Regions from separate parts of the Homo sapiens genome. Here region 2 is linked to region 1. Evidence: chromatin contacts called from ENCODE Hi-C data. All regions are on one chromosome and are shown on one strand. The core of a region is the stretch at or near the end of the contact, and the rest is flanking DNA. Distances in the headings are between cores, read along the strand shown.

The links. A loop is a pair of places that touch in the nucleus more often than their neighbours do. Pooled maps may share reads with other maps.
Region 2: a loop to region 1 is called in a map of endothelial cell of umbilical vein, with 5 times the contacts of the local background. The contact joins two enhancer-like sites. A Hi-C loop is called at or near these places in 4 of 168 maps with a recorded cell type or tissue (Calu3, MCF 10A, PC-9 and 1 more) and 3 of 50 pooled maps.

What each region holds. Positions count from the first base shown.
Region 1 is chr6:22,826,789-22,830,071 of GRCh38, forward strand. No RefSeq gene overlaps it. Among named protein-coding and RNA genes, the nearest start is that of LINC03005, 110 kb to the left of the region's middle. Within about 2 kb of position 1,708, at least 15 of the 41 ENCODE cell types and tissues checked have a DNase peak (open chromatin) inside an H3K27ac peak, as active enhancers do; they include PC-9, where a contact is called at or near this core.
Region 2 is chr6:21,737,282-21,740,564 of GRCh38, forward strand. All of the region lies in intron 2 of CASC15 (cancer susceptibility 15), which reads left to right. Among named protein-coding and RNA genes, the nearest start is that of CASC15, 73 kb to the left of the region's middle. RefSeq lists an enhancer at 1,523-2,445. Within about 2 kb of position 1,530, at least 7 of the 41 ENCODE cell types and tissues checked have a DNase peak (open chromatin) inside an H3K27ac peak, as active enhancers do; they include PC-9, where a contact is called at or near this core.

The DNA.
Region 1 (3,283 bases), core at 458-2,957:
GGATGAATATTATGAGAGAGAGCCTAGATTACTAGTCGCTTTCCATTTCCTGGTTCTAAACCCACTGCTGAAATATGTTTAGCTTCTGGATTCACCCAGAATAAAAGTGCAAATGAATTGCACATTCAAAGCTCCCTCTTATGGACCAGTTCTGGCTAATATTAAATTACATCTTTAATGGGCCTTCCTCCTTCAACCCTACATTCCCAACATTCATAATTTTTTCCTCTGCTTTAGTAATTTTTCAACAAGTCATTTCCTACTTATCTGTAAAGATCTGGATCAAATATCACCTCCTCTGTGAAGTTTTATCAAATTCTGTTAGGCAAAGTTAGTCATTGCTGCACCTGTGTTTTCACAGTACTTTCCACATTCCCGAATTATAACTATTTGCTTATGAAACTCCCATCCATCAAACTAGAAGGACTTGTGGGTTCTTGAATCTCCAGCATCTAGCAGTTTCTGGCACACAGTGGGCTCTCAATAAATGTTTATTAAGTGAATGAATCGATGCAGCAATTACTTCCTCTATGATGTTTTAAAACAACAAGACACTCCCAAAATCCTGTGTCTGTCCTCAATCTTTTGAAGGGAACTTTCCCTTTATAAGCAACTATTAGCTTTCTTGCTCTCCATCCATACTTCTCTTGAGGCAGGCTCATTCTAGAACACTTACTATTCTATAACTCATATATTTTTCATAAGAAGTGACTCAATCCTGCTTATAGCTAGGGTTCATTAGCAAATGAGGCTTTCACACTGCAAATATCACTCCTAGAGTGAGTTTACACTTAGAGAAGACATACAGAAAAATTAATTGAAGAGCTTCAGAAATTACTATAATTTGGATTTATTCACAGGAGTTAGCCTACTTTACTGTTCAACGTAGAAAGATATGTTAGTTATACCATGAAACATCAAACTGATTTGAAGAAAAGTATAAATTATAATACAGAATTTTTTAAAGGCCTAAATAAGCCTATAGCATATCAGAGCAGCAAGTGAAACGACTCAGATATCCTAAGTCTCAGCAATGCTCTTTATCACTTTGGAATCCAAATTTCCAGTTTCACTATTGTGATTTCAGAGGGTAGCTACATAACTAAAACTCATATGCAGCACATGTAGCTACAGGGCTTCTGCTGTCTTCTTGTTTCAAAGAGGCATGAGCTGTTGGCTCACCAGATTTTTAAATATCTATTGAGGGAAACAGAGAAACAAAGCAAAGGGATTTTTTTTAACTGCATGTATATGTGTGTCTGTCTGTTTCTCTACTGTGTGGGTGTGTGTATGTATGCAAAATTATATGACATTATATACAAGTATATATCCACAATAATATATATGTATGTGTATGTATATGTGTATATGTATATAAGTCTGAAAGTGTTTTTTTTTATTTTTTCCTCCAACCCTTCATAAGGTGAAGTTTCATCAAATCACATCATGTGACTCTCCAGGAACCTCACTGAACGGGTCTGACTCATCGTCTGGGAATTTTAAATAGGCATGTGCTTCCATGAGAGTTAATACTTAAAAATACACGTACACACAAACTGGCAGTGAAAGAGAGAAAAAAAAAAACAAAACAAGTGAAACTTTTGCTTGGCACAAACGCTCAGGTCAGACACTGGCCACTCAATATTTCACAGTTAATTACCAGGTGGAGTTACCTTTAGAGTGAAGGTGGTGGCTCCGTGCTCAGGGGGCAGAGGCAGTAAATCTATATTTATATCATTAAGTCAGCCAGGTTGGATTAAGCAGTGAAAGGGACTGCCCCTGAAATCGCTGACCCTGATTCCCCTCTGTGATATAAAATTTTCCTGAGAACCGAGGGCTGTGTCTGCCCACTAGTGGTCAGGTGGCAGAGCTGGTGGGACCCAGACATTCCCTAGAGGATTTTATGCCAAGTTCTATCTGGATCAGTTGGGAATTGGCCCTGGCCACCCAGTCTGCTTTTTAAAAAGCATTTCGAGATCTATCAACTCAGCCCCATGAGATAAGTCAGTAAGAATAACACAGGCTATGTCAATCTTGAGGGAAGGTTTCTGTTTGCGATAGTTACCTTAAACTCTTATTAATGACGAGTAACTGCACTAGGAACTAACATTTCTAATCTATTACCAAAAGATCACCTGAGTCAGTAACACTCAGTAAAGACTAATCACTTTTTTCTTTCTCTTCCCAGACCTTCATAGAATACCACAACGACGTTTTTCTATTTGAAAACTACGAAATGTTCTTCCATTGTTAAAAGAATTAATTTGGAAAACTTTAAGTTAGAATTAAAAGTCTTTTACTCAATTGGCCCCAAACTATAATTTCCTCTTTATCTTTATTAAGTTCCTAAATGAAATCTGTATTCTAGCTAAACTCAAACACTATTGTTAGCTGACTTTTCAGTTTTTCCTCCATGCTTTACTCATGACTGCCTACTTGAAGCACTCACCATGTTCTAATACCTACCCACCTACCTACTTACCTATACAAATATTACCCTTGATTCAAAGCCAAATCCTACATCATCAAACTCTGAAATGCCTGAGATTAGCATGTACTAAGTATATGAAACTTCCTATAGCCTCCTTTCATTGCCATATTTGTATCTCAAGCAATAACTTAGATATATGTCATCTCTACAGGAATTATGTCATATACTCCTTTTAACCCTTATAATGTCCGGTAAAGTTTTTTGTTGTTGTTGTTGTTTTTATTTGTTTCTGGTTTTTACCTTGGAAAAGGGTGTCCACAAATATTTGTTGAAAGTAAAACACAGAGATAAATCTGTGATTAAATTTATCAGTCAAGACTCAAATCCAACACAGTTTTATTGTGGTCCAACGTAATAGCACCAATAACAAAGCTACCCCTCCATGGGTTTAGTTTTCTCTATAACTCCTAGGAACATTAATCTTGCATTGTGGGTAGAAAAAGGCTGTTGGGTGGCGTATTGACTCCCTGATAAAGTATAAATTTTCTTCAACCTTCACATGAGTGTTAGACTTCATGATATGCAGATTTTCTCAATTTTAGCACATTTTAAAATAAAAACTGTTTGTATGAAATACCATTGGAAAACTTAAATAAGTTTTAAGGAAATTCAAATCCATGAGCTCATCCTTTTCTTTCACCACTTCTTTGTCCAGTGACATTAGGAACAACCAGACCATCTCATTATATTCACTAGTTTTCAAAAAATGTTCAGTAGCATCATACATAAAGTTACTGAGTTCCTTGATTCTTTTAAGTGAGTGATTAAGAAGATCCAAAGCAGATATTTTGT
Region 2 (3,283 bases), core at 280-2,779, 1.1 Mb before region 1:
TCTTGTAAATCCCAGTAATACTCTGTTTCTACCACTCACATGACATCCATTAAGTAATTGCTTTCGTTCCTTTACTAGACTGAAAGGGACCTTCATTTAAGGTCAGAGATCTTTTCTAACACAATTTGGTAGTCCTTGCCTACCATGGAAAGCCACACATATATTGCTGGTGCTTAACAAATGCTTGCTGAGCAAATGTTTAAAAGGCCAGGTAGGGCGTGCCACTGAAAATCTCTAAAAATTCTCTTTGGATTGTCTGTAATACTGATCAGGTTGGAACAACAATTCAAAGTTATGCTGTCAGAGGCTGAACGATTTCCTTGTCATTAGGACAATCAATTTTGTAATTTACCCTTAGTCTACACAGCAAGTAAATTGTAGTACTTGCATTTTTGGTTTCAATGATGTATATATAGAACCATGATGAATGGAATTATAGTCAAGTTCTGGTAATTTTAATGTATCGTCTCAGTTGTGGGTAGGGATAAGGTAGGGTCATTCATTAAATAACCATTCATTGATTAACATGTGTGAGGTGTGATTTTATGATTTTTATGAGGAAATAAACAAAAAAAAATGTGTTTTTTTGCTTGTAAGTAGTTCTCAACTTGTTAGGGGAGATAGATGCATGAGAAGTAGTTACAATCTCTAATGTGTTAAGTAAGAGAGAGGTAAGGAAGGGAGGGACAAAGGAGGAACTGATTGATTTGGCTTGGGTGCAGGGAGAGGGGCCTTAAGTATGAGTTGAGAGTCCAGGAGTTCAAGACCAGCCTCGGAAATACAGTGAGACCCCATTCTCTACAAACTAACTAAATAAATAAATATAAAAAATTTTAAGAATTAGCTGGACATGGTGGCGTGTGCCTGTAGTTCCAACTACTTGGGAGGTTGAGGCAGAAGGATTGCCTGATCCTGGGAGGTCCAGGTTACAGTGAGCACTGCACTCCAGCCTAGGCAACAGAGTAAGACATTGCCTCAAAAAAAAAAAAAAGAAAATAAAAGAAAAAAAAGTATCAGTAGAGAGTGGTAGGCAATGAGTGCCAATGAGACTGGAGTGGTGACATTCCAAGCATAGAAAAGAGACTGTGCAGAGCACAGAGGAAGATGTGGAGATCCCTGAGTAGTGTGCCTGGAGTATGAGATACAAGGGCCAGGGGACAACTGGAGATGAGGATGGACAAGGGCTGGGTGGAGACTCTGTGGGGGCTCTTAACCTTCTGTAGATTAGTTTTTTTTTTTTGTAGGTACCGGTGTTTTTGAGAGTGAAAGCAGGTCCTGACTACTGGTTTGTTTTATAGTAAATATCTCAATCCAGATCTCAGGTCTAGCTGAGGCAGGAGCCTTGGGCAAATAGTAAACAGGGACTGGAATTGGTCACAGGAGCTGTGTCATCACCCTTGCTCTTCAAATTATAAAGGAAGCCTAAACACACAAACTCCAGTGTGGGCCGGGCTGACTGCCAGATGTGCACAGGATCATTGTACAAAGTGGCAAGATTCTCTTGGATATTGGTTTATCTATTTGCTTAGAATGAAGAGAAATAAGGGTGAACTTGAAGTTTTTCTTGTTATCGTATTTTGACTTGCAAATCTGAGTAAAACTGATGGTGCAATCTCCTTTCTATGTGGGGCTGACCTCAGAAGAGTAGTGGCTTGTAGTGTAAATAAAATAGGAGCAACAGCAAACAATTAAAATACTGAATCCAGGTCACCTAGCACTCGGTGGGGTAAGGACTACTCAGACCCAGCACTTGTATAACCCGTATAACTGGATTTACATGTTCTGGCCCCCTATTCAATGTCTGACAAGCAGTTTTAATAAAAAAAAAAAAAACTTTACATTTTTATATACCTAGTAGCATTGTTAATCCTGTTTGTTTCTCAATTCAGTAACAAACAGGATAAATAACAAATATTTATCAAATACCTTCTATGTGCTAGGTTAAATTTTAGGAAAGCTTAAAATCACCTTCTCCAAGGTGATTTTCCCAGCTCATTTCCAAAAAAACACTTGCCACAGAGACTTCAGAGTCTTTGAGTGAAAACTTTGTCATTAATTGATTAATTTTATTCATTCAATAGAGATTTATTCTGGACACTTACAAAGTACCAGGCATGATGTTAGGCACTGGCACTGGGAGTTTGGTGCTGAACACTGCAGGCCCTATCCTTGTCTTCGTGGAGTTTCCATGCTAGGGGGATATTGACAAATAATAATAGCATTGCAGTGTAGCATGATAAATCATTTGAACGAGTAAATATAAGGTGCTTTGGGAGAGTGAGCAGGGGTTGCCTAACCCAGACTTAGAGGAAAGGCTTCTGGGAGAATGTCATATGTAAGCAGAGACTTGATGAAGAGCAAGAGTGGGTCAAAGGATGGAAAAGGGGGAGGATGGGTTAGGATTGGGGTGGGAGGCATCACAGGCATTCACAAGGTCATGTGCCAGAGCCCACTGTGTGCGTGTGGTGGTCCAGGGTGGGAGGTGTTGGGAGGGAATAAAAGCAATTTAGCTTGGCTATAGTGTGGAGTGTGAGGTGGAAGTAGAGAAATGGGGCTGGAGCATTGCACAGATCCTGAACATACTTTGAGCTCCGTAAAGGTGTTTGGAATTTATCCTAATGCCAATAGGAGACTGACTTTCCTAGAACGATCTCTGTAGCTGGTGTGTGAAGGATGGATGGGGTGAGGCAAACTGGAAGACAGGTAGACCAGTTAGGAAGTTTCCACAGTAATCCGGTGGGGAGATAATAGTAGCCCTAATTAGGGGAGTGGCTGTAGGAATGCGGAAAGTGGCTGGAGTCCAGAGCTCTTTAGGAGGTGGATTTCAGATTGGACTTGGTGACTGAATGGAGGTGGGGGTCTTGGGGAACTGGTAAGAAGGGGACGCTGTTCCTTGTGCAAACACAATGCTTGTCTCTGGGGGTGGGTATTATTTTCAGTGTAATTAAAAAAAATATTAAAACTGATCTAAGAAACCTTTAAATTGTCTGCTAGCTCAGCCAGGATACAGATGCTTTGGAGGGAGGAAAGAAATACGTTCAGAAGGGTGAATGCACTCCAATTTTGATTTTTCTCTCTCTCCTTTCAAATTTCAAGGCTGGTTGCATATGCCTCATTAGCTCACGGGAGACTGTGATCCTATAATCTTTTTTCATATTCAGAAAACTAGAGATGTTAAACTTCCTTGGAGAAGGTGATTTTTGCAGCCTTTGAATAAAAGCACTTCCAGTTCTACCTTTAGTTGAAAATCAATGGTGTCTAATGTGTATGAGAAGTCACCCCA